Linked DNA regions of Homo sapiens: all the other regions are linked to region 1. Evidence: read pairs that join two places in POLR2A ChIA-PET (ENCODE). Cell type or tissue: IMR-90. All regions are shown on one strand. Links, peaks and the distances in the headings refer to the core of each region. The heading gives the core; the rest is flanking DNA.

Region 1 (10,404 bases), core at 5,197-7,696:
TGCTATTATCTAAATTTTTAAAATGCTGCTCTACACATTTAGTTTTTAATTCGGTCTGGGGAATGAGGTAAGAATTAAATTTTATCATTTTCCATATGGACAATTAATTGCTCCACCACCATTTTATTACCCCACTGATCTGTAATGCAGCTCTTGACATATTACATTTCCCTGTATGCATGGGGCTGAGCTCTGTATTCTATTCCACTTGTCATCTTGTCTGTCTCTGTGCCAGAATCACATTGTAGTAATCACTATAATTTTACAAAAATTATTCATCTCTTTCTCACCTTGTTCGTCTTCAATTTTTTTTTTTTTTGGCTATTGTTGTCCTTTTCTCTACCATTTAAATATTAGGGACACTTGTCAAGTTAAATATAAAACTCTGATGGAATTGCATTGGATTTATAAATAAATTTGGAGAGAACTGCCATCTTTATTATAGTGAATCTTCCTATCCAAAAACATGGTTTTTACTCGGGACTTCTCCATTTATTTAGGACTTCCTTTACTTCAATAATGCTATATATTTTTTCATTATCTTGTATATCTTTATTAGATTGCTTCTTAGGTAAATTATAGTCTTTGTTGTCATTGTGAAAAGTATGTTTTTTGTATTGCTTTTCTGGTTACTAGAGTGTTATTGATTATGCTATGCTTTGTATCCAAAAATCTAGATCAACTCTCTACTTTTAGAATCGTATATTGGTTAATCATTAGAAATAATACCTCTTAGATTGTATGTGTATGTAAATATGCTTCATATTTCTTTCCAATTCTATACCCTTATGTTTTTATCTGTCTTACTGGATCGACTATAACCTTTAGTACATTACTGAATAGAAGTGGTGACATAAAATATCTTTATCTTGTCTCTGACTTTAATGGTAATGCTTCTAAAGTCTCATCAATATGCAGGATTACGTAGATTTTGAATATTAGGTAAATAAAATTCACTTCTATTCCTAGTTTAATTTTTTAATTATGATGAATATTAATTTTTCACCAAATGCTTTTTCTGGAGTTACTGAGATAATCATAAGGCTTTTCTTAACGTCTAAATATGGTATACCATATCAAAAGATTTTGGAATCTCTTCTTGAAACCACCCTTCCATTCCTGATATGAACCCAACTGGAACACAAACACTGCTGATTTTGGTTTGCTACCATTTGAATTAGAATGTTTTATCTCTCTGCTGATAAATGAAATGAATCTACAGTTTTCTTCTCTTATATTTTTTTCTGATCTCAAGATTACACTAGGTTTGAAAATAAGCTCTGTGGCTTTTCCTCTTTTCCAGCTCCCTGAAATAATGTACATAAGTTAGAGACTATCCATACCTTGAAGATATAACACCTAGCTGTAAAATCATCAGTACCTGGTGGCTTTTTGGTGGGGAAGAGTTTTGGTTGCTGACTTCACTTCTTTAACAGCGATTAGACTATTCATATTGTCAAATTTTTCATTCAATTAATTTTTGTAATTTATTTTTAAAGAAATTATTTCATCTAAAATTTTAAATTTGTTACTAGTAGTATTTTGTGGTTTAAAAAAAAATCTCTATCAGGAAAAACAGTGGTTCCCATGGTGGGGTGGGGAGAGGAAGTGAGAGATGTAGGTCAAAGGATATAAAATAGCAAATATGTAGGATGGACAAGTCTAGAGATTTAATGTGCAACATGAGCACTACAGTTAATAAAATTGTACTGTATTAGGAATTTTTGTTAAGTAGATTTTAGTAGCTATGTAAGATGACAAGTATGTTAATCTGCTTCACTATAGTAACCACTTGACTATATGTTTCCTATAATATCCTGTCGCAAATCTCAAATATACACAATAAAATGTATTTTTAAAAAACACATATATCTATAGGAAAGTCCCCTATTTAGATGCTAGTATTATACATTTGTGCCTTTTGTATTTTTTCTTGATTGTTCTCTTGTTGTTTTTTTCAAATAAAAAGCTTTTGGTTTTATTTATCCTCTCTATTGCTCCTTTGTTTAATTAATTTCTATTCTTTATTATTTCTTTTCTTCTACATTTCTTGTGTTTATTTTGCTTTTCTTTTTCTAACTTTTTAATCCAATTGCTAATTTATTTTAACATGTCTTCTTTCCTTCCCTCCCACCGAGACGGAGTCTTGCTCTGTCGCCCAGGCTGGAATGCAGTGGTGCGATCTGGGCTCACTGCAATCTCCACACTCCCAGGTTCAGGCGAGTCTCCTGCCTCAGCCTCCGGAGTAGCTGGGATTACAAGCGCGTGCCACCGTGCCTGGCTAATTGTATTTTTAGTAGAGATGAGGTTTCACCATGTTGGCCAGGATGGTCTCGAACTCCTTGACCTCGTGATGTGCCCGCTTCAGCCTCCCAAAGTGCTGAGACTACAGGCGTGATCCACTGCGCCTGGCCAATATATCTTATTTCTTAAAGATGTCATTTTGTGTTATAAATTCACCTCTGACTACCATAACTTTAGCCATTTGCTATGTAGTACATTCATTACTGTTTAATGCTAAATGTAATTTCTATTGTGATTTCCCTCTTTAACCTGTGTTATTCAAGTTTCCAGGCATATTTTTTCCTGCTGGATCAAATGGCGGTTCTACTTTTAGCTCTTAGGGAATCTCCACACTGTTTTCCATGATGTTTGTACTAGTTACATTCCCACCAGCAATGCAGAAGTGTTACCTTTTCACTGCGTCCTCGCCAACATCTATTTTTTTTTTTTATTATTATAGCCTTTCTTGCCGGAGTAAGGTGTTATTGCATTGTGGTTTTGATTTGCATTTCCCTGATCATCAGTGATGTTGAACATTTCTTCATATGTTTGTTGGCCATTTGTACATCTTCTTTTGAGAACTGTCTATTAATGTCCTTAGCCCACTTTTTGATGGGATTGTTATTCTCTTACTAATTTGTTTGAGTTCCTTGTAGATTCTGGGTGTTAGTTCTTTGTTGGATGTATAGATTGTGAAGATTTTCCCCCACTCTGTGTGTTGTATGTTTACTCTGCTGACTGTTCCTTTTGCCATGCAAAAGCTCTTTACATTCATTTTTAAAAGAATATCCTGTAATGATAGTTTATGATTGGTTACTTGTCTAAGTCTTTGTGATTATAAAAATGTCCTAATTTTATGCATTTTAATAGTTTTGCTTGGTATAAAATTCTCAATTGAAAGTTAATTTCTCTCAGCCCAGGAAGATAATCACTGTCTTCTTACATCTTAAGTCCACTGTCCATCTATTGAGTGTTCCTTTGCATGGAATCTGTTATTTCTGATAGCTTTTAATATTTGCCTCTTCTTTGTTGATGTTCTTCAATTTTACTATGTTGTACATTTATTTTTATTTATCCTGCTTGCTACTAGTGTGCTTTTAATCAGAGTACTCCTGCCATCTTACAATTCTGGAAATTCTCAGCTCTTATTTTATCATATATTGCTCCTCCATCCCCCTTTGCTGTCACTCCTATTAGGCACATATTATAGAACTTACATCACTCTATCAAAATCCCTACTCTTGCCCACAAGGTTGTACCAATAATGTTTTGCCATCATTCTAAATGGAAAATTAAAAGAAAATGTAAAGAAATGTTTATATTTTCCTAATGAAAAATGCTAATTCAGAAATACAATGTGTCACATTTGTATTTCAAACCAAGGAAAGACTATAAGATTACTGCAAAATCCTGTGTACTATATTACACTACAAGGCTAAAAATATAATTACACATTGAATTTGATAAATAAAAAATCAGAAAGATTCTTGAGACCTGAAATTTATAAGTGACAATAACATCACTTATCTCTAACTTCAAACTAGTTATATGACATTTTTAATTGTTGAAACCTGAAGTCATTAAAAATTTGTTGGTACATGTTTATAGAAGCATGTATTAATTCTATTTGTGTTTGTCTATGGGTATACGTATATATATTTGTGTGTACATATATATATATATAAATCTTATATAAAATAACACACTCCAGCAGTCCTAACTTAAGTTTTCTTTATAACCATAATTATTTCATACCAATTTTTAAATACCAATGATTATTAAACAACAATATATTGCCACCTGATATATTGTTTGTCTATTTTCTTCCTCTAAAATGTCAACTCCATGAGGGTAGAAACTTAATCTTTTTTGGTCATTACTGTATTGCCTGGAACACTTCCTAACATGTAGTACTAATTCCTTAAATATTTGTTGAGTGAATGGTAACATTTTTATATGTTCCAGACCTGAATTTGAGTTAAAATTGAGCAAGAGAGAGACTTCCATGAAATATGCGAACTAGAAGGGTTACAGGTAAACTGTGGGTCCAGATGGATCGTAAAGTTGAGGAGTGTGGAGTGTGTGGCTGAGAGAGGTGGAACAAATTAGGCAACGCCACAAGTCAGAAGACTCAAAGAGTGTGTAGTTCTGGCCATGACCGAGGTCAACTGAGGAAAGTTAGGAGAGGAAAGCTGGCCAAATTTTGGGGGTGTACAAACTTGTTCAAGATTAAGCCTGCAAGCTTAGATGCAAGCATATAAAGAATCTGATGGATGGCTGCTCCAATAGAAACACCCTACATGGGGTCTGCAGCCATACCACCCTGAACACAGCGAGTCTCATCTGATCTGGGAGGCTTAGCAGGGTCAGGCCTCAGTAGTACCTGGAAGGAAAATGAAGCACATAGGATGTGTCCTTCAATAGGTCCCACTGACATTCAAACTCCTTAGTGTGGCACACAAGGTCCTTCACATTCTGGTCTCCCTGTCCAGCCTCCTCTATCATCACTCTATTATTGATCTAAAGTCGGCTCCACCCATTTTGGACTAATCACATGTCCCTGAACTGCACGTTCACGTTTTTCACAGGCTTTGGCTTCTTCCTTTCCTCCTGCACAGTATATTATACCTGGTCTCTTCACCTTCGTTTTCCCCTTTAGTCCCCTGCCTATCCTCTCTTTTCTTTCAGGTCTTCGCTGAAACATGGGCACTCGTGGGAAGTGCTTTCTGTTCCCCAGGCTCAGGTATGGTGCCTTTCTGATGTGTCTCCCTAAAACCACTCACTCCTACGTAACATTTGTCATGCAGTTCGGAAATGCCACTCTTGAGGTCTGTCTTTCCAGCCAGTCAATATGCTCCTCAAAGACAGGGATTGGGTTATGTTCCGGCACCTGACACAACAATTTTTTTTTTTTTTTTTTTTTGAGATGGAGTTTCACTCTTGTTGCCTAGGCTGGAGTGCAATGGCGCGATCTCGGCTCACTGCAACCTCCGCCTCCCAGGTTCAAGCGATTCTCCTGCTTCAGCCTCCCGAGTAGCTGGGATTAAAGGAACCCACCACCATACCCAGCTAATTTTTTTTTTTTTTTTTTTTTTAGTATTTTTAGTAGAGATGGGATTTTGCCATGTTGGCCAGGCTAGTCTTGAACTCTTGGACTCAGGTGATCCGCCTTGGCCTCCCAAAGTGTTGGGATTACAGGCGTGAACCACCATGCCTGGCCTGGCACAACAACTGACACATAGAGGGCACTCGATCAATAGTATTGAATAAATTATGAGTGAAACAGTACAAATGAATGAACGTGGACAGGTCCAATAAGGCTGTTGGATCATAGGCAGTGTAAAGAGGCATGGTTATTTAGTTGGTTAAGTCTCAAGCCCACCGAAGAAGAGTATGTGTTTGTTGCAGGAGTCAAGGGAGCTTTAGGGAAGACTGGGTGGCCTTGGTATCCCAGTGGAGTTGCTTTGAGCAAGGTTTAGTCAAAGGTAGGTTAAGGATATGGCAGGGCAAAAACATCAGGAAGCCAGAGTTTGTCTTTGGAAATTCCAGCCTTTCTTTTCGGGTGATTTCCCCAACCCCTGCTGCAGCAGTCTCTTATTTACTTTGACTCAAACACCGAATTCCCTCCTACTACTCCTTCTCCTTTCTACAACACCAGCTCTCTAGATATTTCTGTTCCTAATTTTTTTTTTTTTTTGTAGAGACAGGTCTCCCTATGGTGTTGCCCAGGCTGGTCTTGAACTCCTAGCCTCAAGTGATCCTCCTGCTTCAGCCTGCCAAAGTGCTGGATTACAGGTGTAAGCCACCTCTGGACATCTTATCTGTGAAATTTTAGGCATTGATCAGTGCAGAAAGAACCATGAACTGCAGGATGTTCTCAGAGACTCTGACATTATGGCCCACAAGAAGCTGCCCACTCAGCTTCTAGTCAGTTAGGTGTGGACTTCATCAATCACAGAATGAAGACTCAGACAGCCTCCCAGGAGGACACAAAGTCAGCCTCAGAGAGGCATGGAGGTGTTAAAGAGGGAAGTGCCTGCTAGAATTTCAGTGGGTTGGATATGCTCTTTAACGATGCACAAATCATAGGTATACATTTTCTGACAATTGGAATCTATTATTACTCTTGAACCAGCTGTTCCCCAGGCTGTTTCCTGTAATGGAAGGGATACTTTGAGTTTATATCTTTTCAATCCTACATCCTCAGAAATCTACACTGATACTAATAAAGGGACTCATTTCTCCTATAAGAACCCCTATGCGAGAAAAGTATGTTTGGGTATTGCCTAATGCACTCATAATAAATATACACAGCCATAAAACAGAGTAAAAGTCCTGGTAAGCCTGTTATTTGCAGTAATTGTAGATTGTGAGTGGACATTTTAAAGAGAAGCTTACAAGTTAGTTGTACTTTCTGGTAGTAATTACCTCCCACAACATGACTCACTTCGGCAGTTTAAATGCAAGAGTTGGGTGTCCCAAAATCAACAGTTTTATAAATAAATCTCTGAATCATGAACTGAATGCATAAATGTTTAAATATTTCTCCTTCTTAATCTGAAAGATAGCTTTAGATTTAAGATATTGCACATATTTTAAATACCTTAGGGGAAAAATAAAAACAAAAAAAGCAAAAAAGGCAATGGATGTCTCTGTACACTGTAGAAAGGCTTTAACTTGGAAGTTGATATCCTCTTTGCAGGAATGAACCTACAGCAACCAGAGTGTTAAGTGGATGTTTTCTTCAATCCAAGAGGGGAGGCTGCTATCAATCTGTTCTAATGCGGCCCATTTGTTTGTTTTTTAAGTAATACTCGCAGGGCAGACTTTTATGGTAATGTAGCAACATTAATGCTTTTAGGTGGGACTCTCCTGCAGTCTCATGGGTAATAGAACATATAACGGAAGAAATGTGGCTGTGTCAGCTTGGAATGCTGCAGAAAGAACAATTCATGCCAGAAGGAGACATTCGGTTTTTTGGAATGCTCACTGAAAGACATTGTGTATCTCAATGAACTTCAGCCTTACAATCAGTGAAGCTTTTTTTTTTTAAACCTGAAAAAAATCACACTCTAAAATTATTAACAGAAACATCATCCACCCCACTAGACTCATTTTTTTGTGAAGTTCTAAAGTTTTATTTATGTCTGGTTAAAAAGGGAACTGTATTAGAAGTCTGTTCTATTCTTGTAACCATGTTTTTCAGAATTTACGATTAATCACCCACATGGATCTAAGAGTAAAATCTGGAGTCAGAATTCTATATCTGTGTTTAAAATATAAAATCACATGTCGATCTACCTATGTTTTTCCCTCTGTTTAAAATAGCAATGTGACAGCCAACTTAGCACTGAATCCTATAGAATGTTCAGTGTCGAAAAAGAACGGCTTCTGCTGGTTTTTTTTTTTTTTTCAGTCCTTTTCTGAATTTGATGTCTATTTTGTTCCCAGTTATTTTCATATCTTCAGCTGCTGCTATTACATTCCCATCTCTTGGAAGGAGCCAGAGCCAGAGAAATACAGGGTTCCTCTGTGGCCAAGGGAAAAATGCCTGCCAAGAATGCTGAACTTCTGGTGAAGGTCACTAAATACTACAAAACGGACTAAGTACAGTAAATAATAATGTTGGTGCACACAAATGAATAGCCAATTGCATTGGCATTTTGTGGGGAAATCTGATATTGTATAATAACACTAGTACATCTAGACATGGAGAAGCTAGTAAAACACCTCCAAAGGGCATGCAGCAATTCTGTGGTTGGACAAGGACCAACCCAAAGCTCAGCGTGTCCCAGAATAATCATCCTGACAAATAACTGGTATCTTTGGTTGCACGTATTAGACCCCTTAGTATCGTAGGCCAGAAACTTTTCACCTGGATCTCATTAAGTTTTTTGTACAGGACGGAAAAACCAGGCTCATAGAGACCATTCTCTTGAGTGCAAAACGATCACCTGTAACTGACTTTCAGACTCCTAGCATGTCAAAAGATGGGGCAAGTTCCTTCCATATAGCTCACTGGAGGTATTTACAGTGCCCAGGATGTTATTTATGGTCTAGGAAGAGTTTGAGTTCTTGGTGGCAGGCAGGGGAGTATAGTTTGAGGGAGATCCATCACATGTCTTTTTCGACACTGAACATTCTATAGGATTCAGTGCTAAGTTGGCTATCACGTGGTTCTCAAGCCACGTTTTGAACAAGAGTAATTTACTGCTAAGTACAAAGCTGTAGGGTACCTTAATAAGCATCTGGGGAGAATATAAGTTGCCTTGATGATGATCAGAAGTGGCTCGGGAGAGGCAGGAGAATGCTAACTGATTCTCTAATCCCCGGGCTCCTATGCCAGGGAATGAGTGAAGTCTTTCCCCCAAAGGCAATAGCAAATCCCTCTGACTTTCAAAACAGTATCATACTGTCTGCATTTTCTCTTTAACTAAGTTAGGTTACCTCACAGGGACTGGTGGTTACATCAGGAGATGGCATTTCTTCATTAAGTTAAGGGGTCCCACCCTCTCCCTTTTATAATACAGCTTTTTGTTGATTTGATCCTAATGGAAGCAAATCCAAGAGAACATAAGGAACATGCCTTTAGGAGTAAATGGAAGAACTTCCTTTTCAAATGGTATTGCTAAGTTCTAGAATGGGAAAACTGGATAACAGAAAGAAGGGTACTTATTCCATATTTACGTTCTCTCGGCATCCCTTCCATTGCTCTGCCAATTGTCCTGCGCTGGCTCTGCCGGGGATCTGACCAGGACCCCATCTGACACCTGGGCATGACACACCATGGAACACTAGGCTCTGAGTCATGTTCAACCCTGAGGTATGTGGAGTGAACTCCCTATGGGGTGAAACTTAAATATAATGAGATATAAGGGCCAGTGAGTGAAACTTAAACCAATGAGTTATGAGGGCCCCCTCTTCCTTGTGGATTGACTGGCTTGAGACGCTGTTCAAATTATCAGAGGATAGCCCTGTAGAAAGAAACAATCAGGTGCACAGAGAAGCAGCCAGTGAGCTAGCACCTTCTTGTTTAGGCTCTACTTTCCCTGCTTCATTCTCTGGGACCCTCTTGGGTGTCTCCTGGGGTTGCACTTCCTAATAACATTAAGCCTTTCGTCTTGGCCTCTACTTTCTGGAGAAGCCAGGCTGACACACTTTCAGAAGGGGAAAAAAATTGCATAGTAGTTCACCTGGAAGAAAAAGCCATCTCAAAAAGTGTTTATTTTATTAAAAGAAGACTGGGTAATGTTGTGTCAATGTAGGTTCAGAGAGGTAACAGATGCATCATTCTGGTGGGAGATGTTGTGGGAGATGTTGGCAGTAGGGGAGGCTGGGTATATATGGGGATGGGGGATATGGGAAATCTCTGTGCCTACCACTCAAATTTTCTTTCAACCTAAAACTGCTCTGAAAAAATAAGGTACATTAAAACAAACGAATGAACAAACAAAAAAGAAAACTGGTGAAAGACTAGCCCGATCAAATATTGAAGTATATTATAAAACCACAGTGATTAAATCAGTCTGCTCCTCATGCAAGGAGAATCAGGCAGGAAATTCGATGTGCCTGCTGTGTGTTAGGCCCTCTATTATGCACTCTACATGAATAATCTCATTTCGTTCGCATAACAGCCCTGCTTGGTAGGTATCATTTATGCCATCATTTTAGAAATAAAAACAAACCAACCAACCTGAGGCCTAGACACTTTCCCAAATTCAATCAACTATTATGTTGCAAAGACAGGATTTGAACTTTTTAATGATACACGTAGCCACAAGGCAATATATTCACTAACCATTTCCCTCTCACCCTGGGCACATAAGAAGACTACATTTCCAGGTGGACCTCTAGGTGTGGTCATGCGACCCACTCAGGCCATTCAAATATGGTAGAGGTGTGTGTGCTGCTTCTAGGCCTGACCCCTAAATCTCATGAGACCCTCTGTTCCCCCCCACCCGTCACTGGCTGCAGAAGATCTAGCAGATGATTCCAAGATCCCAGACAACTCTAAAGTCCCAGAAGGCAGTGGATCCCCTAGATGGAAGAAGCTAGAACCCTAACTGCTGTGGAAGGACAGCAACCCAACCCACCACCCAGAGAGGCTGTGACAGATGTGAG
Region 2 (10,404 bases), core at 4,251-6,750, 78 kb after region 1:
CTAGAAGGTATGTGTACCTTACAAACTAGTAGAGAAGGGAAGTAGAACAAGAAACAATATTCAATCTGAAAAAAAGGTAAAGAAGCTGAAGAAAGAAAACATGGAAAAGAGAAGACAAGTAGCACAAAAGTACATAGCAGCAATAAGTGCAAATATATTAGTAATTACAGTGCATATGAGTTGAAAAAATCCTCCACTTAACAGAAACTGGTTATTAGATGGGATAAAATAACAAAATATATTTATATGCTGTTTACAAGCAATACCTTAAAAAGCATATTCTCGCTTGAAAGTAAAAAGGATTTAAAAAGATATTCCTGACACTACTAACCAATAGAAATGTTGTATGGCTATATATATCATGTAAAGTTGACTTTGAGGCAGAAAACCTGTCCGAGAGAGTGAGGGTCACTCAATAGTTATAAAAGGAAGGTATAATTTTAAATAAGTGACTACCTGATAATACACTTTCAAAATACATTAAGCAGAAACTAGGACTGCAGAAGAAATAGGTAAATTTATCATTATTATAGCTTATTTAAAATAATCTCTGTTAATGTGAGAACAAGCAGAAAAAAATTAAGAAAAATATAGATGATTTTAATAACAGGACTTACAAGCCTGCTGTAATGGACACGTATGGAACATTGTATTCCACAACTAAAGTAGAGGAGGAACACTTAGAAAAACTGATCACATTCTGGTCAAATACAGCCAGCTTTAACAAATTTCAGTGGATTGGCATCACATTACACTTTCTGTTTACAATTCCATTAACTTAAATAGAAATTTTGTGTGTGTGTGTTTTGGAAATTAACATGTTTATTTCAAAATAACTTGTGGATCAAAGAAAAACTTGTAATGATAGCAGTAAATTATTGTACACGACAACTTATGTATAGCTAAAATGGGAATTTATAGATTTTAATGCTTATATTATGGGACTAAAGGTTGAGGAATAATAAACATGCAATTTTAAGAATTAGAAAAAAAGCATACTCCCCGATTGAAATAACAGGGGAATAATTAATGAACTAGAGAAAGTAAAAGTAATTCAAAAAGGAAACAATGCAACTAAAAATAGATTATTTGAGAAGAGTAACAAAATTAGCAAACCACTGGCAAGATTAATAGGTGGGGAAAGAAGTCATAAAGCAGTATCTGGAATGAAAATGGGAATGTTACTACAGGTGTTTCATGAATGATCAACTTTATTTTAATGCAGTTGAAAGATTAAGTGGACCAATTCCTAAAAAAAAATGTAGCTCATGCTGGCCCAAGAAGTAATAGAAAATGGAATACCCTTAAAACAAAAAGGAAAAATATTCTTACAAAGAAAAAAATACCAATTCTAGACAGGTTTACTGGCAAATTCTACAAAACATTCAAGGAACAATAATTCCAGTTGTACAGAGAGTATTTCATGGTTTGGAAAAAGAAATGACTGTCCCCAACTTTTTTTTACGAAGCTCTAAGTATAAAAAATGATGATTGTCTTTAACTCAGACCTATGTACAAAAATTCATAGATTAGATATCATCACATGGTAGTACCCCCTTATCCATCTGTAGGTGGTTACCTATGCTCAATCACAGTCCGAAAATATTAAATGGAAAATTCAAGAAATAAAAATTCATATGTTTTAAATTGTACGCCCAGGATGTGGATCCTCCCTTTGTCCAGCATATCCACACTGTATATGCTACCTGCCCATTAGTTACCATTGGTAGCCGTCTTGGTCATCAGATAATAAAAAAAAACATAGTATTTATAGGGCTTCCATGCTATCCATGGTTTCAGGCATCCTCAGGGGGTCTTGAAACGTATGCCCTGTTGATAAAGGGGAATTACTGTACTTGACCAATAATGTGTAAGAAAGTAACCCATCATAACCAAGTTGGGTTTACTCTAGAATTTCAAAGTTGGTTTTATATTAGAAAGTCACTTAATAGAATTTACCACATCATCTGTTTAAAGGAAAAGAATCATGTGAGCATCTCAATAGATCCATCTGTGATAAAACTCTTAGCAAGTCAGTAAATGAGAAGGCCCCTTTCTTAACCTGATAAAGGCATTTTTTTCCAAAGAAAATTTCCAGCCCTACCTTCTTTCCACTTCATGGTAAAGTATTGAAGGCATTGGTTCCCTTTGATATCAAAGGACAAGTGTGCCTGCTAATGCCACTTTTAGTCAACATTGTACTAGAAGTATAGCTAGTACAGTAAACAAACAAAGATACAATGATTAGAAAGAAAAAGCTATTATTATTTGCAGATTATATGATTATCTGTGTAACCCAGAAAAATTCACAGATGAATTACTCAAAGTTTAAATTTGGATGCAGAATTATTATACAAATTCAATTATTTTTCAGACTTTTTGCTGGCATAGAAATGCAATTAAGAGGTAGCATTATATCATCATAAAAGTATAAAACACTGTGAGTAAATCTAACAACGTGCTCAATATCTTTATGGAGAAATTATGAAACATTGGCAGACATAAAGATCTAATTAAATAGCATAATGTACCATGTTTATAAAAGGAGACTTGAACATTGTAATGGTGCCATTTCTCCCCAATTTTATCTGTAAGTTCTGTGCCATCTGATCAAAATATTGACAGGTTTTTGTTGAATTTGACACGCTAATCCAAAAACTTACATGGAAGAACTAAGAGATAATAGCAAGATACTCATTCATGAAATGGATCTGTGATGGCACTGGGATTGCCAATGAGTGAAATAGGATGACCCTTTCAATAATTGGGGTTGTTGGTTAATTAAATGGAAAAAATTGGGGTTGGACTGCTGCCTCACACTATTTAGAGAAACCAGTGGAAGGATTATAGATCTAAATCTGTAGGTAAGGTAAAGGTATAGGTAAAGTAAAATGGTAACACTTTATAAAGATGATAGGCTAGAATATCTCTATGACTTTGAGTAAAGATAAAAAGGCATAAAACACAGAGCAAAAGATTGGCAAATATGACTACATCAAAATTAAGAATTTTGTTTCACTAATAGATACTGTAGAGTGCCTAATCCCGTATTTAGCACATATCAAAATCTACCACCCAGGGAAATAAAGATGAACAATCTGATAGAAAACTGGGCTTGAATAGGCACTTCACAAAAGAATAAACTCGTTTGGCCAAGGAGTGTATTATAAGATATTCAACCTCATTAGGAATCAGGGAAATGCAAATTAAAACCACGTTAAGAAGGCATTTCATGTCTCCTAGATTCTCAAAACTTAGAAGCCAGCTAATACTGCTGTTGGTATAGACATGGAACAACTGAACACTTAGGCGTTGCAGATGCTAATGTAAGTAGGTACATTCACTTTGGGAAATAATTTCACATTATTAAAGTTGAAGATACACATAACACTATGACCCAGTATTCCTATGTCTTAGAGAAATCTCTATACAGACATACCAGGTAATGTATGTAGTTGTTTATACAGTACTGATCACAATAACAAAACAAAAAAATAAATAATAGGATAAGTAAATTGTAGTATATTTATACAATGGAATGCAACACAATACTGAAAAATGAATGAATTACACCTGTGCTTAACAACTTGGATCATCCTAGGAAAATAATGTTCGAACAAAACAAATCACTGAAGAATATAGTGTGATTCCATTTATATAGAATCAAAGAACACGCAAAATTAAGTAATATATTGTTTAAGGATACCAATACACATAATACAAGTCTATGATAAACATAAAATTTAGGAATGAGTGAATTTGGACACAGAGTAGATATCACAGGTCAGGATAATGTGTGTTTAAAAAAAAACGATGGTGGAACTCAGATATTTATTGTATTACTTATTATACCTTAAATTTATTTTATAGAATTCTTTAATGTTTGATATTAATAATTACTGATAGTAATTTATGGCTACTGATAATCAACATTTAATCTAAAATAGTAACTGAAAAAATAAAAGTGAATGATTTTTGGGGGAACTCAGTATTTGCCATGTATTTCCTATGTACGTATGTTTAATTTTTGTGAGTTCTCAAATGTAATCAATTTCTTTTGAGTATCTTTAGTATTTTATACTATCTTTGTATTTAATATAGCAGATAAAGCTTAATAATTTCTTTCTGTTTTTTTTTTTTTTTTTTTTTTGATGGAGTCTTGCTGTGTCTCCCAGGCTGGAGTGCAATGGCGCAATCTCGGCTCACTGCTGCCTCCGTCTCCCCGGTCAAGCGATTCTCCTGCCTCAGCCTCCCCAGTAGCTGGGATTACAGGCACCCACCACCACGCTGGCTAATTTGTGTATTTTTAGTAGAGACAGGGTTTCACCATCTTGGCCAGGCAGGTCTTGAACTCCTGACCCTCATGATCCACCTGCCTTGGCCTCCCATAGTGTTGGGATTACAGGCATGAGACACCGCGCCCGGCCTAAGCATAATAATTTCTAACCCTGGTTGTGTGATACTCCAAAATGTATTCATTTATTTTTAGGGGTATAGGCATTTTTAATTCTTTTATATTTTTGTAGTCACTAAATTTACTTGGCTTCTACCTTTACATATTTTCTGTTTATTGACCACCTTTTAGGAAGTTTGAGAAAGGTATTACCTTATTATATTTTTTTCTAACTTAAAATATGTGTGTTACTATTGCACTTGTGGATATAACATTTCATTTTAGAATATTTACATTTTATTTTGTTTATCAAACAATAGCATTTTTGTATCAGGCACTATTCTCAATATCGTTAAAATATTAATTTATTTAGTATTCATTGCAACCCTATGAGAAAGATCCTGCTATCTTTGATAGGTAAAGGGAAACTGAGGCACGGAAAGTGTTGGGTAAGGTCACTTAGCTAGTAAGTGGAGCCTGTGTTCAAACCTAGGCAGTCTGGTTCCACAGTCTGTGCACTTAACCACTAAGCTGTAAGAGACCATATGAAGTAGATCTCTAAGAGGAGTATGTCATCTATTTCAATGTTCTTTAATAAACAGGGTACTATTTTTGAGCGGTGCCAGCATATTGTCAGATTATGATGAAATAATTATATTATTCCCTTTGTTTGATCTGAGAATGTAAAAAGCAATACTGGTAAATTACACACTGCTGGACATTGCTTAGATTTACTCTTCAATGAATTTTGTGTCCGTACGTTCATGAGATGAGAAAAATAGATAGGCAAAAGTACCTGTTAGTCTGATTGCAGATCTACCCGTAATGCACAAATGGTGATAGTGTACTTTCTTCTTCCAAAGGTGGGTTAATGGAGTCATGATTTAAAATAAGAGTTTAACAGTAGCGTGTATAAATTTGATATTTATACATCATAAATGATGTATAAATCATTTATGGGAGAGTGATATTTGATTCAGGGATGTTGACATGATACCTTTGGGAAATTCTCATAGTAAAATAGAGTTAGACTGTCAACAGGGAAAATTCTAAGTAATTTGTGAAGAAACTAGTAGTAGTAGTCTAAAGTGAGGCACCAGGCAAAGAGAGAAGAATCAGACAAATCCTTTAGAGTAATAGTTCTTTACCCATTCAGACCCACACTCCATTTAGAGCATTTACTGTAGAAGTTCTTGAGAGAAGATCTCATCCTGTAGCCATATATGCTCACTATATATATAGATATAAAACATCTCTAAGAATTTCAGCTTCTCTTTGTGCTTTTTGTTAGCTACTTTAAATAGCTTAACTTTCAGTGACACATGGTTTTAACAGGCAAAACACATGACTGTTAATGATTTTTCTTTAGAGCAGAAATGGTTTATATGGCCTAAATTCACTTTTAGAGAATCTTCTGAGAGAGAGTATTTCCTGTCTCTTTGCACATGTGTGGCATATTGTAAGGACTTATTTACTTTTAAATAAAAAGGAAAGCTCTTGCAGTGAAGTAGACATTTATTTTGTTAAGAACCTATATAAGGCCAGGCGCCGTGGCTCACATCTGTAGTCCCAGCACTTTGGGAGGCTGAGGTGGGTGGATCACAAGGTCAGGAGTTCGAGACCAGCCTGACCAATGTGGTGAAACCCCTTCTCTACTAAAAATACAAAAAACTTAGCCAGGTGTGGTGGTGCACACCTGTAATCTCAGCTACTCAGGAGGCTGAGACAGGAGAATCGCTTGAACCGGGGAGGCAGAGGTTGCAGTGAACTGAGATTGCACCACTCACTCCAGCGACAGAGAGAGACTCTGTCTCAAATTAAAAAAAAAAAAAAACCTATATAAAATAGTTTATAGCAGTTTATAGCTGTGACCATCAAGTCAGATAATTTGGGATGTTCACAGAGAGCTCTGGGTGATTATGACAGTGTACCACCCACATCTCTTATTTGTTTTGCTTCATTTCTCTACTAGGGAGAGGAGGTCATATAATATATGGTATTTTTATGTTATTTTAGATAAATCCATATCAACACAGCACAGGAGAACAAATTATACCCCTGGTAGATTTTGGGGTATAAACGTCATGAAATGTTTCTCAGAAAGTGAGAAATATTTCTTGATTGTATCTTTAAAATTAATGCAAAATTGTTATGTTACTCCATAATTTATTTGTGTGCATTACTGTAAGGTTCATGTGTATTCATATTAAATTTTTTCTTTTAAAAATTGGGTTCAATGAATTATCTAGGATGATTGCATTGTTTGTGGCATCAAGTGTTGTTTCTCCCTTTCCATACCAAGCATATCCTGCTTTTGGTACAGGATATATTTTTTTCAGATGTCAAAACACCTAGGGATACATTTTATGAATTACTAACTTACTTTTTTAGGACAGACTTGAAATCATTTAGAGGGTAAACTCTAGCAATATAGAAATCTGTTTTTTGTTGAATGGAGTAGCAGCTAATCTTTAAGACCCATTGATAGCATTTTAGTAGTAGCACTTAACATTCAGAAAAGAAAAACAAATCATCCAGCTTCTGATCTTCAGTTTTATGTAACTTTACAATTTGGTACTTGATGACTTGGTATTGGTATGAGACTGAATAGTGTGATGTTACAAACATGTGATGTTTGCCTACCATGTTCTAGGCACTGTGCCAAGTGCTAGAGATGGAATGGTAGGTAAAGCTGTGGTCTATACTTAGGGAGTTCACAGTCAAATGAAGGATACAGTCACAAAACAGACACTTGTATAAAGCATGGTCACTATAATACAGAGAAATGGAAAGAATGGCCAGAGAAAGCTTACTTGAAAAGATAATGCCTGAACTGAATACTAAAGGGAGGTCAGTGGGAGAGACAAGGAAGGGTAGATATTGATTGTGAGTGCATGAGCATTGAAATGAGAGGGCCCAGGGGAATAGGAAGAGAGGAATAGCCTAAAGGAGAACAGGAGCAAAGGCACATGGGTGAGAAACAACATGGAATGTTCTGGACATACAAGCAGATCTCTGTTGGAAGGAGTATGAGATAAGGGTAAGAGAGTGATTGGAGTTGAGTCTGGAGAGATACGAAACCAAATCATGGAAGCTTTTTAAATGCCATGTTTAGGAGCTTGAACTTCATCTTTTTGTGAGTTGGACAGTCATTGAAGGGTTTTAAGTAGGGGCCCAATTTGATTGTATTCAGGTTGAGTAGAGTACTCTGATAGCTGATGTGAAGGATAAATTTGAAGGGAAAAAGATTGGAGGCAGAGAGGCCATTTGGGAAGTAGTTAGCTTGATAAGAGGTGACGAGGGCTTAAACTGACACTTAATAGAAATGGAGAAGAGGGAGTAGATTTCAGAGTCTGTACTTTTTTTGTTGTTGATAAATAGTAAATTTAGTAGGACTCGATGCTTGGAAATGACCAGTGGGAGAGAAAAAATGGACGAGATTAACTCCAAAGTTTCTAGCTGAGGTGATTCCAGGGATAGCGATGACACCAAACAGAGTGAATATATGAATAATCAGTTGAGGAGACAAACGGAAGTCAGTTTTGGATATTTTGAGTTTAAGATGGTTGTGACATCACTAATGGAGGAAGGCTAACAAGGCAGTTAACCTTTGAACTTGATGCTGTGGGATATAGATGGGGGTCCTGGGCTGGAAATACAGCTTGAAGAGTTCATCAGTTTGCAGGAGGTGATTGAAAGCATAAGACCATCAAGGGAAGGTGTGTGGGCTGAAGAGAAAAAAAGGTCAGAAGACAGGAGCTTGGAGAACAGAAGTGTTTCAGAGTCAAGTAGAGAAAAAGAAGCCCCACAAAGATAAGAAAAGGAACTGAAAAAAATGAAATAATCAGTGGGCCAACCTGAAGATCCAAGCAAGACTAGAAACCACACATTTTTAATGGAACAAATCTATATCGTTGTGATTTCCTTAGAAGCCTTAAATTGGTGGGGGAGATCAGAATGTAACATTAGTCTAGGATTGAGGTTTTACCAGATGGTACAGTAAAAGTTGTGAGTTTAGGGAAACCAAGTTGTTTGAAGTTAGAGCAGTTTAGATGATCAGCTGTGCCAAATATTGCAAATTATGTGCTGTACATTATTCTTTACGTATATTAACTCTTAACCCTCACCACAACCATAGTTGTTACAGAAGATTCTAGAATGTAAGTTCCATAAGAGCAAGGTGGGTATGCTTTGTTGTCTGTGCTATTCTCAGTGCCTGACATACAGAATAGGCTCAAATACTTGTTGAATAAATGAGAGAATATGAGATACATACTATTATTCCCATTTTACAGATATGGAAACCGGGTAAGAAGAGATTAAGTAACTTACATTCACAATTTTTAGTGGTAGAGCCAGTAGGAAAGGAATTGAGCCCAGGATTAGGGAGCTGATGGAAAATAGAGAAATTTTAGGTCTGGAGATCTCTCTGAGGATAGTGGAAATAAAGGCATGAGAGATGTAGAAGGGGAGAAAGTTATCATCAGAGAGTAAAATGGTGGAGGTTATGATTTTTTGAGATAGGGTTGTTCAGTGTTATGACAAAGGGTCAAGTCTTAGCAGTGGAGTAAAGGATGTTTATTATTGAATCTCTGTAGGCGTCGATGTAGATGTTGAAGGCTCCTAAGGTTATACTAGAAGTTTGAATAGAGAGGAACATTATGATACCATCCTCATAAATGAAGTGGTATAATTGGAGATCTATAGATAAGAAGCAGCAGAGAGTGGAATAGATAAGCTTTCTTATTTCAATTCTAGCTTTTTAAACGTAGATTGAGGTTAGATCTGGTTTGCTGAAAAGACAGGAATAAATTGGGCTTGCTGCATATAATTTATTTCCCCCATATGGATAAGCTCGTTGGAAAGCTCCAGAAATATTCAGAATATAAATACAAAAGTTTCAAATTTTACCTGACATGCCAGCTCTACTTAAGGTATGAATTCTAAATCTTGTATCTCTCCCCTGCAAGAAAAGCTACCTCCTCCTTTTTATATAGTAGTAGAACAAAATTTTTGTTTGTGTTTGTGGCAGCACATCTCACCTCTTTGTTTCATAGCTGTTGGGTACACATTCCAAGGACGGTAAAAACAAAATGCACTTGCTCTTCTAAATCTTTAGCCACTGGCTAGTGGATTGCATTTATTCTCAGTTTCCTTGCCGATCCTTTTACCCTTCCCCTCCCCCATTTTTCTTTTTGAATGGTTTTGTTTCATGAAGCTCTTGAGAGCTTTCTATGTTATATTGTGGCACAGGAAAAAGTTTATTCATTTTAGCACTAAACTGTAGTTAACATTTTAAGTTAATCATTTTTAGAATGTTTTGATGAGCAATCCTGTTTCATTTTTAGAGATGATTCAATCTGATATTTCATTTGCTTTTAAAGTCTCTAATTTCTTTTCATCTATTTCCATAGCATTGTAATTTGTATCCTGAACGTTTCTCTTCAGAGAAATATAAAAATCCAGCAATCCATTATAGTATTGTATTAAGCCTAAGATTTCATTATTTATCATACACATTTATTTATTTATTTTTATTTTTTATCATACACATTTAAAGTACGGCCTTTGATTTATAGAATTTTTCATTTTGTGGTTGTGCCTGCTTATCTTTGTTTTTGTGTGTGTATGTCTTTCACAGAAATTAGTATCATTCTGTCATAGCTCTTAGGAAATTCAGAGTTAATCAAATATGTTATAAAATGTGTTTGTATAATGAAAAGGTTGGAGGAGATGATTCTGAAGGTGCCATTTAGAGCAGGTGTGCTATGGTTTGGTGGCTCTCTATTCTCTGCCCGCTTTAAATCTTAGTAGGCAGCAGATGAAATACTACTAAGTGACCTTTGACACAGAACCCATGAATGCTCCAAGTATGATTTCATTTTACCGTGTTCTTTGTAAACTCAAATGCCTGTCAAATCAGATGTGTGTTTCGATGTTTTTACTGAATGCGCCTTGAGGAGGAGACTAAAGCTTGGGGTCAATTTGGCATAATCCCCACGTTTTTCTTT
Region 3 (10,404 bases), core at 4,279-6,778, 490 kb before region 1:
CAGCTGAGCTGGATTCCTGCTGGAATGTTGTTAGCTGTGTGGTCAGGTGCATCACATGGCAGGTCATGGCTTCCAGAGAGAATGTTCCTAAAGAGTGTGGAAGCTGCCATTTTCTTAAGACTTGAGCTTGGAAACTGGTATAACATCACTTCTGCCATCTTCCAGTGGACAAAGTAGTCACAGATTCAGGAGGAGGGAACATAGACTCCACTTGTCAATAGAAATAGTGTCAAGGAATTGATGGTTCTCTTTAGTCTTCCATACTTCTTCTGCTTCATCCCTTCTTCCTTCTTGTTGCCTGAAATGGAAATGTGAAGACTGGAGTTGCAGCAGCCATCTTGGACCATGAGAAGCTGTTGGAAATAAAAGGCTCAACATTCCAGCAGGATAAAATTCATTTTGTACTACATTTATCCTTTTAGTCCAAGCTGATACAATTCCCTTAAAAACTTCGTGGGTTACCCATATACCAATCAGTGGTCAATTCCATTAAAGAAAAGTCACATTTCTTTCCATGTCAGATCTTTCTCCACCTTTAGCAATAGGCAAAGCTATTGTGAGCAATGCTAATAGCATTTAAATTCTTTAAAGCTGTATTGTCTGAGAAAGTCTGTAAAGCATGCCTTTAAGACTCTTAGAAGCCCCCACCTTCCAGTATCCAGGCATATCATATCCTTAAATATTTTGGCAGTTATTAAAGTCTTACAGTCATACTCAATGAAATCTTCACTCCAAGGTCATTCTGTACAAAGATTTGATCTTTGTCCTGAAGCCATTTCTTACTGTGACACTTTTGCTGAGACAGGATGGAGATGAGAAACAGGTTTGTTATCACACCCGGAAGGTCCTGGCTCCTTTGCACTCGCTCTGAGCTCTGCTCTGCACCCTGGTAGTTCTTTCCTTAGTTCACTCTTTCTTCCTATAGCTTATCATAGGCAGGTATGAGAAGCCAGCAGTGTCTTCTATCTCTGCCTGGATTCTTCTCTGAAGACCTCTGAGTTCATCAGGTACTTTCCTATTTTCCAGTTTACCACAGGTGACAGTGTGTCCAAGCTTTCTGTTCAGCCTCCAGTGATGTTTTCCTCACTCTCCTCTAAGCTCTTGTGAACAGAATCTTTGGAGTCCTTCCAGCTTTTATTAACAATCTTTGGCCGGGCATGGTGGTTCACACCTGTAATCCCAGCACTTTGGGAGACCGAGGCGGCTGGATCACTTGAAGTCAGGAGTTTCAGACCAGCCTGGGCAACATGGTGAAACCCCATCTGTACTAAAAGTACAAAAAAAAAAAAATTAGCCAGGTGGTAGTGGCACATGCCTGTAATCCCAGCTACTTGGGAGGCTGAGGCAGGAGAATTGCTTGAGCCTGGGAGATGGAGGTTGCACTGAACCAGTATTGCACCACTGCATGCCAGTCTGGGCAACAGAATGAGACCCTGTCTCAAAACAAAACAACAAAAAACTATCTTCATGAGGTCCCCTCAGCTTTTGCCCAGTGCCTCATCTCAAAACCAAGGCCATGTGTTAGGTTTCTGTTATAGCAGCAATCCACTTCCATCTAGCAAATTCTCTTCAGGTTATCTATTGCTGCAAAACTTAACGTTCAAAATTCCATTACTTAGTGGTTTAAAATGCCAGTCATTGTTACTGTTTTTCACAATTTTCTGGGTCAGAAACTTGGCTAGGACTCAAAGAGGTGATATGATTTTTTCCTCTACTGAGGTCACTTGGTGATAGATGATGGATGGGCTGGTCTACAGGGGCCAAGATGGCTTCATGCACATCCCTGGCACTTTAATGGGGATGGCTGGAAGGGTGGTCAGGTGCATCACATGGCACCTCACGGTTTCCAGAGAGAATGTTCCTAAAGAGTGTGGAAGCTGCCATTTTCTTAAGACATGAACTTGGAAACTGGTGTAACATCACTTCTGCCACCTTCCAGTGAACCAAGTAGTCACAGACAGATTCAAGATGAGGAGACATAGACTCCACTTGTCAATGGAAAAAGTGTGAAGGAATTGATGACCCTGTTTAGTCTTCCATTCTCTTCCTGCTTCATCCCTTCCTCCTTCCTGTTGCCTGGAATGGGAACGTGAAGGCTGGAGTTGCAGCAGCCATCGTGGACCATGAGAAGCTGTTGGGAATAAAAGGCATGCACTGCAGATCCACAAGCTGGAAGCATATGGATCGCCAGGGCCACAGAATACCATATCATCTCTAAACTGCCAACCCCTGAACTTTCAGAATGTGAGAACAAATAAACCTTAAGGCATTATTATTTTAGGTTTTTATGTCATTTGTAGCGTAATACTGAACAGTAGCTTTTGGGGGTGCAGTGTGTCCTTCAGTAGCTCAGAGTTGCAGATTGAGGAGACTGTTGTGCATGTCAATAATCCATCCTGCGCCCCATAGCCAGAGTGCCCTGATGCATCACACATCAGGCTGGCAGACGCTTCTCTATGGTCCCTTCCAGTGAAAGAGCCCTGGAATCACATCCTGATCTCATCACTTCCTTCCAAACAAGGTTTCTGTCAGATTAAAGTCCACCTTCCAAGGCCCTCCATGGGCTGACCCTGACCCACCTCTCCAGCCGGATTCCCACCATTCCTCACACCCCCCCAACAGGTGAACCCACAACCCTGACGCACCCTGTGCTGTCCCCATGGGCACTTATACTTCTCTATCCCTGTCACACATACACACATATAAACACACACACATATACACACAGACACACACGTATATACACAGACACACATAAACACATATACACACACTCATACACATACACACACAGAGACACACACATGCACACAGACACATACAGACACACATAGACAGACACACACTTATATACACAGACACACACAGAGACACTCATACACATACACACAGACACACACATGCATACAGACACACAGATACACACACATACACACAGACACACACACATACACACACATATACACATACACACAGACACACACATACACACACTCATACGCATACACACATGCACACACACATACACACTTACACACACATACACATACACACACATACACACAGACACACACACATACACACAGACACTCATATGTATACACACAGACACACATGCACACAGACACATACACACATAAACAGAAACACATACACACACAGACTCACATACACACAGACACACAGGCACACACACATACACACATAGACATACAGGCAAACACATATACACACAGGCATACACAGATACCCACAGGCATACACAGATACACACACATACAGACACATGCATACACACACAGATATAGACATATACAAACACAGACACACACACATACACATATACACACACAGAGACACACAGAGAGACACACACACACACCTTCTTCCAAATCCTACCATGCTTTTAGGACAAAGCTCAAATCTGATTTCCTGTGTGAAGAATTTCCAGGATCACAAAGTACGGGCTTTCTTCCTCTCTTGAACTTTTAGCAGAACCCAAACCCCTCAAGGGACATCACAATGGGTGTCCTCAATGGAGGGCATTTGTTGTTTTGATTCCTCACGTATGCATACATCTTATTTCTCCAGCTGGACCAGGAGCTGCCCAAGCGGGGGGCCTGTGTCACAGCTCTTTGTGTCTCTGGGGTCTCGCTAGTGACAGGGGCCTTGCTTCCAGGAGGCACAGCAAAGCAGTATCTGGCACAAACAGAGCCAACCGCTGGCCAAGCTGGAAAGAGAAGGAAGAAAATGGTTGTCCGCCACGCCACTCCTTTCTGTCTCCCACAGAGCTCCGTGGAGCCCCATTTCACACTCTCACCCGCCCAGTCAGCAGACACTTGGTGGTGTAAGTCCATCTTCAGAGGATCACTGTCCTGCCAGAAATTTCCAGAGGACAGAAGCCCATAGCCCATCCTGCCAGGCGAACCACAGACCCCAGGGAGCATCAGCTGCCACTTTACCCATGGGCTGATGCTGAACGATTGGAAAGATGCCCCGGCCGCTTGGATTTTTATTCTCATATCAGCATTTTGCCCAGCAATTGGAAGCAGAGACCAGGAAGACACACGCATAGAAAGGAGAATTTCTCAGCTTTGCTTTGAGTCCCTGAAGGAGAGACACAAACCCTCCCCACAACTCCTTGCGGGAACCCTCCCCTACCTTGACCCACAATCCCAGCCTGCAGGTTCCCTGCAGAGTCCAGACTCTGCTGGGACATCAGATGGCCCAGGGATCACAAAAGCAGCCGGCGATGGCAACGATTCCGACTGGAAACTTTGATCAAACTCAGCATCCTTTTCCCGAGGGCTGAAAGCCTGACAGTGAGCAGAACTGGCACCAGGGAGATTCCATTTAATGAGTTATTTGGCAAGGGCTATTTCTGAAATTAATTATCAATCACTTCTAATTGTTTTTAAATGGCAGTTATTAATCTGAAAAGGCTCGGGAAAACGCTTGTGTTATGGTGTGTTCCCTCAGCTGCCCAAAGGACACACGCCGAGAGGCTGACGGAGCCCTGGTTAAGGCTGGTGTTTGGCAACAGATCAAGAAGGGGCACCGCAGCTCTAGGCCCAAGGTGAGGCCCCGGGGTGAGGCCAGGGGCCAGGAGGGTGGCTCCAATACCTATGTGTATTCTCAGAGCAGTTAGCAGGAGCCAGGAGAGGAAGCTTCTGGCTTAAGCCAATCCATGCCCAGCACCAAAACCTTGATCTCCCCTCAAGCCCAGCCTCGGCCTCCAGTCTCACTAATAATTCAATCTCATTTAATCTAATAAGCCTGAAAGCCTGGAATCCCCAGTGCATGCCTCACCTGAGGCAGAGGTGCTCAGAAGGGAGGAATAGGTGCTGTCTTGGGGATGCACCACCTGCTTAGCACACCTGCCCAGACGAGGGGGCAGGGCTCCAGGTGCTGCACCTGTCTTCTGAGAATGGAGGTGACACCTTGAGAACTCTATAAGGCCTGGAAATATCTCAACGAGTGCTAAGAAAACAGGCAGGCACACGCACATATGGGAATCTGGTCAAAGATCAGAGGGACAAGAAGCCCAGGCCAACACCTCTGCCCCGATCCCCTATTTTCTCCTGAGTGGCCCAGAAGAAGAGGCTGGAGTGCAGTGGCACAATCTCAGCTTACTGCAACCTCCACCTCCTAGGTTTAAGCGATTCTTGTGCCTCAGCCTCCCAAGTAGCTGGGACTACAGGCTTCCACTGTGCCCAGCTTTGTTGTCTTTGTATTTTTAGTACAGACAGCATTTCACCATGTTGGCCAGGCTGGTCTGGAATTCCTGACCTCAAGTGATCTGCCTGCCTCGGCCTCCTAAACTGCTATGATTACAGGTGTCAGCCACTATGCCTGGCCAGGAGTTACTGCTTTTAAACTGGCTACAGCCAGCCCACAACATCTGGAGCTGAGGACAGCGTGAGCCGCTTCAGAAACCAGCACTTGCAGAGTTACATCTTTAGGCGGACAAACACCAGAGGGTGGGCTCAGGGCTTGGGAACCACAAATTGTGGGGTATAGGTATAGCACTGGGCTCTGGGTACCCCTCTCAAAGAGCAAACTGGCCATTAAGCACTCAGATCCGAGACTGGGCCAGGCAGCCCTTAGTGCTCCCATCACAGCATGCTCTGAAATTGGGCATCCTGCACGGAGAGGGAGGGGTTCCCTCTCAGCCCTGGGTCTCACTCCATTTCCCTGCAAATGGTCTTCATGGCTCTTGTTATCACCATTTCTAGCTCAACTCTCACGTTTTATGTCTCAGAGGTGGTGTTTATTGATACTGAACAATGCTCCTGCCACTATGCAGAACATCTGTGCTGCAGCTGCCACGGCCCGGCTGAGATTTTTGTAATAGTTTTGGGATGATTCGCTAGTACAGCACATACAGTGCTGAGAGGGCTGTGTTCTGCTAGTCAAGAGGATTTGGGATAATTGGAAATTTCAGGGTTTTTAAGGCTGTTGCTGGGTTTGGTTCCAGTGGGGAGGTTTTACTTGTTTAGGTATATAAATATTAATTGGAAACATTTATTTGTAAATATCAGAAAGAAGACTTTGTAGAGAATGACCCTCCCACTGCCCCCACAAAATAAGAATTATGCTGGAAAAGTATAGCTCAAGGCTGGGGGCAGTGGCTCACACCTATAATCCCAGTGCTTTGAGAGGCTGATGCAAGAGGATTGTTTGAGGCCAGGTGTTCGAGATCAGCCTTGGCAACATAGTGAGACCTTGCCTCTACCAAAAAATTAAAAAATAAAAGCAATAACGAGCATTAGTTGTATGACTTGTAATCCTAGCTACTTGGAAGGCTGAGATAGGAGGATCGCTTGAACCCAGGAGTTCAAGGTTACAATGAGCTAGGGTCAGACCACTGCACTCCATCCTGGGCAATAGAGCATGACTCTATCTCTAAAAATCAAACAAAAAACAAAAAACAAAAAAGAAAAGAAAAATAAAGAAAGAAGAGTGTATCTCTCTCTGCAGCAACTTAAGTCTGGCATGGGAGGGGACTTGTTCTTCCCCGTCTCTATTGTCCAGCTCTTACCCCATCTCCACCACTGCCCTAGGAAAGGATTAAGATAGAGGCAGAATGGCAGCCACCTCAATAGGGCAATGAGATTGGGAGAATACATGAGATCCTGCTTCCCAAAAGTAGCATCCCATAAAATGTTCACACATCTTCCCTTTATCCATGAAGACATAGAAAAAATGAAATAAACATTCCTTTAGTTTGCCGCTGGAGAAACAAGCTTAGAGAGAGATTCAGTGACTTGCTCAAGTCCACAGGGCAAATTACTTGTTCTAGTCTGTTTGGGCGGCTGTAAAAAAATACCTTCAACTGGGTAATTTATAAACAACGGAAATTTATTGGTAACAGTTCTGGAGGCTGGGAAGTCCAAGATCAAGGCACCAGCAGATCTGGTGTCTGGAGAGGGCTTGCTCTCCACTTCATAGATGGTGCCTTTTGCTGTGTCCTCACATGGCAGAAGAGCCAGGAAGCTCCCTTCAACCTCTTGTATCAGGGAACTAATCCCATTCATGCAGGCGGAACCCTCATGATGTGATCACTTCCCAAAAGGCCCTGCCTCTCAATACTATTACATTGAGCATTAGGTTCCAATATATGAATTTTGGGGGGACACTAACATTTAGACCATAAGCAATACTAGAATGTTCTAGAACCAAATCCACTGATAACTAAATTACCAACAGGTGAAACTATCTCTTGAGTTAGACAACAAAAGCAAACCTTTTATGCTAAAGGATTTTCAAAAGCTACTGTGAGAGAAGGGCTGTTGAGGAAAGAAGTTCTGATCCATCCCTCCTTAGCATGTCTACACATCCCATTAGTTGTTAGGCTAACAGCCCTAAAAGATTGCTATGGTTTGAACAGCCCCTCCAAAACTCATGTTGATACCTAATCCCTAATTTGGCGGTATTGAGGGGTAATGGAATCATAAGGGATCTGCTTTCATAATGGATTAAAGGATTGATGGATTAATGGGTTATTATGGGAGTGGACCTGGAGGCTTTATAAGAAGAGGCAGAAAGACTTGAGTATAGCATGTTAGGACACCAGCCATATAATGAGCACACCATGGGATGCCCTGTGCTGCCTTGGGACTCTGCAGAGTCCCCACCAGCTCGAAGACCCCCACGGGATGTGGTCCCTTGACTTTGGACTTCTCAGAAGTAATAATATTTTTCTCTGTAAATTATGCAGTTTCAGGTAGTCTGGTATAATCAACAGAAAAAGAACTGATAAAGGTTTAGATACCTTCAGTGTGTGGCACCCTGTGTTTTCCTATTAGATTTGCCTAAGGCACCCAGGAGAGCAGAGTAGAAGCCTGCAAACCTTCAGCACCCAATTCTTTGTATCTGAAAAGTTGCCAGAACCTTGCCCAGAACACTCAACTACTAAATCCTGGTGCTCCAGCTTTTGCAGGTCTTGCATTTGCACCTGTGTATTCCTGTGTTTGTGTGCCTGCTGTGTATTAAGTACTGTTTTAGGATCACAGTGATAACAAGTCGGAGAAGGCCTCTGATCTCAAAAGTGACATTGAATACACACATATGAAAAGAATGAGGAGTGGGAGGATGGGGGGAGAAGGACGAGGAGGAAGAGGAGAAAGGGGAGAAGGAGAAGAAGAAGGATAAGGAGGGGGGAAGGGGAAGAACAAGAGGAGGAGGAAGAGGAAGGAGAAGATGAAGAAGAAGAGGAGGAGGAGAAAGAAAGAATGAGAAGGAGAAAGAAAAGAAGAGGGAGAGGGAGGAGAAGGGGAAGAAGAGGAAAGGAAGGCGAATAAGAAGGAGAGGAAGAAGGAGAGGAGGAAGAAGAAGAGGAGGAGGAGGAAGAGGAAGAAGAGGAAGGAGGAGAAAGAGAGGGAGAAGGAGAAAAAGGAGAAGGATAAGAAGAAGAAGGAGTAGGAGGAAGAAGAGGAGGGAAGGAGGAAGGGGAGGAGGAGAATGAGAAGGATAAGAAGAAGAAGGAGGAGGAAGAGCAGGAGGGGAGGAGGAAGGGGAGGAGGGGAAGGGAGGAGGAGGAAGAAGAAGAGAAGGAGGAGGAAGAAAATCAGACAATGATAAAGGCTCTGCAAGACTGAAATAAGATGCTATGAAAGAGAATGATTGGGTGGTGCATAAGAGTGGAAGATCCAGGGAAGGCTCTGCTGACACTGAACTGAGATCTGAATTGCAGGAAGAAGCCAGCCATTGGAGGAATAAGGAGATCAATGATCTACACAGACAGAAAAGCCATAACATTGGGAGAAGTTTGGCTTGTTTGAGGATCTGGGGTTGGAGCACTTCCCCACTGCAGGGCGGGGAAGGTGAGGGCACTAAGGTAGGTAGGAGTTCTGTGAGCCAGGTTATATTGCCCCAAGGGCAAGGGGAACCCAATGGTGAATGTGGGAGCCATGGGGGCACTGCTCAGCTCCCACTTCAAGAGAGGACCTGCTGGGACCAGAGCAGGCAGTGGACAGCCTCCAAGTGCAGTGCCACCAAGATCCTCCTGCAGTGTTCGACCTGCGGCCATACTCCGCCCAAAGACCAATCTCTACGGGGGTGCATGAGCCCGGACTCCGTTGGGAAGCTCCTTGCTGGTCTGGCTGGGCTTTCTCAGAGCTGCAGTGTGGCCTGAAGCTCTTCCTACCCTCTCTTCTTTCCTTCAGCTCTCTCTTCTCCGGGGGTCAGACCCACATGCTGGTCTGAAGGCTCTCCCTGCCTCCTTGTGCTTCCTCTCTTCTGCATACTCTGCAGGTCTCCCCTGGTAAACTCCTTTCCTTTCCAACTGCATCCTGCCTTCTGCTTCCCAGAGAGCCTGGCCTGACAGAGTGGGGTTTTAATCAGCACGCTCTGATTATAGGGCTTCGAGTGGAGCAAATCCATCAGCAGCTGCTCAGGAACTGGAGAGAGTAAGGTGGCTTGAACCACGGCTGTGGTAGAGCAAGGGGAAGATGGTGAGTTGGGGGATGCAGCATGCTTTTTGGATGTAGAGTTGACAAGGCTTGCTGATGAGATCTGATGTGGGGGTTGGCAAAAGAGAGAAGGAAAAAATGGCCTCCAGTTTTTGGCTGAACATCAGGATAGATGGCAGGGGTATTTCCAGAGGTGGGATGACTCCATAAGGGATGAACTGGGGCCAGATCCTCAAGTCTTGGCCATGTTTGAGGGGCCTGTTAGACACTTGGAAAAGGTCTAATTGTCCTCTGGACGCAGGGGGCAAGCTGTTCTTCCCATGAAACTGTCTTCGACGCAGCAGTCAGGGTTAACAACCGCTACCATTTAGTGGGCACGTGGCACATACCAGGCGTGGTGCTAAGCACACCTATTGCCAGGATCCCAGACTCAGACCGGGCAACTGTGCCATGCTAACAGCTCTGTGGTGGAGCTACAGATGCTTAACCTGTCCTACAACAGGGCATCTGTCTTTCCAGCTATTTTATATCCAGTTGGGTCTCCTACTCTAAACTCTTTTCTAGCAGGTGGGGCATGGTAGTGTGCATCAGTAATCCCAGAAACTCAGGAGGCTGAAGTGGGAGGATCTCTTGAAGCCAGGAGCTGGAGACCAGCCCAGGCAACACAGTGAGACCCCCATCTCTAAAAAAACTTTTTTTGAAATTAGCCAGGTGTGGGGTCCTGGGGTTTCTGGGGTCCCTGCTTCTAGCCCCTCTGGCGGGTGAGCCCCGCGGGGAGGGTCCCAACGTGGCAAGGAGACCTACAAAGGGAGGCCGAGGCACCGGTGCAAGCACAAACCACACAGCAAAATTAGCCAGGTGTGGGGTCCCAGGGTTTCTGGGGTCCCAGCTACTTGGGAGGCTGAGGTGGGGAAGGCTGCTTGAGCCCAGACGTGGGAGGCTGCAGCAAGCTATGATGGCACCACTACACTCCATCCCGGGTGACAGACAG

The links. ChIA-PET counts read pairs that join two places held together with the same protein. Peaks named below come from ENCODE experiments on the same cell type or tissue, not always from the same donor. Only the 100,000 strongest peaks of a DNase experiment are listed, where the experiment ranks them.
Region 2: POLR2A ChIA-PET joins it to region 1 with 5 read pairs; 3 of 35 experiments call an interaction of 5 or more read pairs at or near these places.
Region 3: POLR2A ChIA-PET joins it to region 1 with 7 read pairs; 2 of 35 experiments call an interaction of 5 or more read pairs at or near these places.

What each region holds. Positions count from the first base shown.
Region 1 is chr10:31,255,011-31,265,414 of GRCh38, forward strand. It overlaps LINC02664 (long intergenic non-protein coding RNA 2664), which reads left to right. Exons shown (of 3, transcript NR_134478.1): 2 at 4,972-5,026; 3 at 5,985-6,542. It also overlaps the pseudogene RNA5SP309. Among named protein-coding and RNA genes, the nearest start is that of ZEB1-AS1, 59 kb to the right of the region's middle. In IMR-90, for the core only: no CTCF peak of the experiment used is centred there; a DNase peak (open chromatin) is centred at 6,731; H3K4me3 peaks cover 353 bases; H3K27ac peaks cover 2,117 bases.
Region 2 is chr10:31,333,556-31,343,959 of GRCh38, forward strand. The region is part of intron 1 of ZEB1 (zinc finger E-box binding homeobox 1); the gene reads left to right. Among named protein-coding and RNA genes, the nearest start is that of ZEB1, 20 kb to the left of the region's middle. RefSeq lists an enhancer at 8,108-8,247. In IMR-90, for the core only: no CTCF peak of the experiment used is centred there; no DNase peak of the experiment used is centred there.
Region 3 is chr10:30,770,587-30,780,990 of GRCh38, forward strand. No RefSeq gene overlaps it. Among named protein-coding and RNA genes, the nearest start is that of LINC02644, 53 kb to the left of the region's middle. In IMR-90, for the core only: no CTCF peak of the experiment used is centred there; a DNase peak (open chromatin) is centred at 5,825; H3K27ac peaks cover 1,546 bases.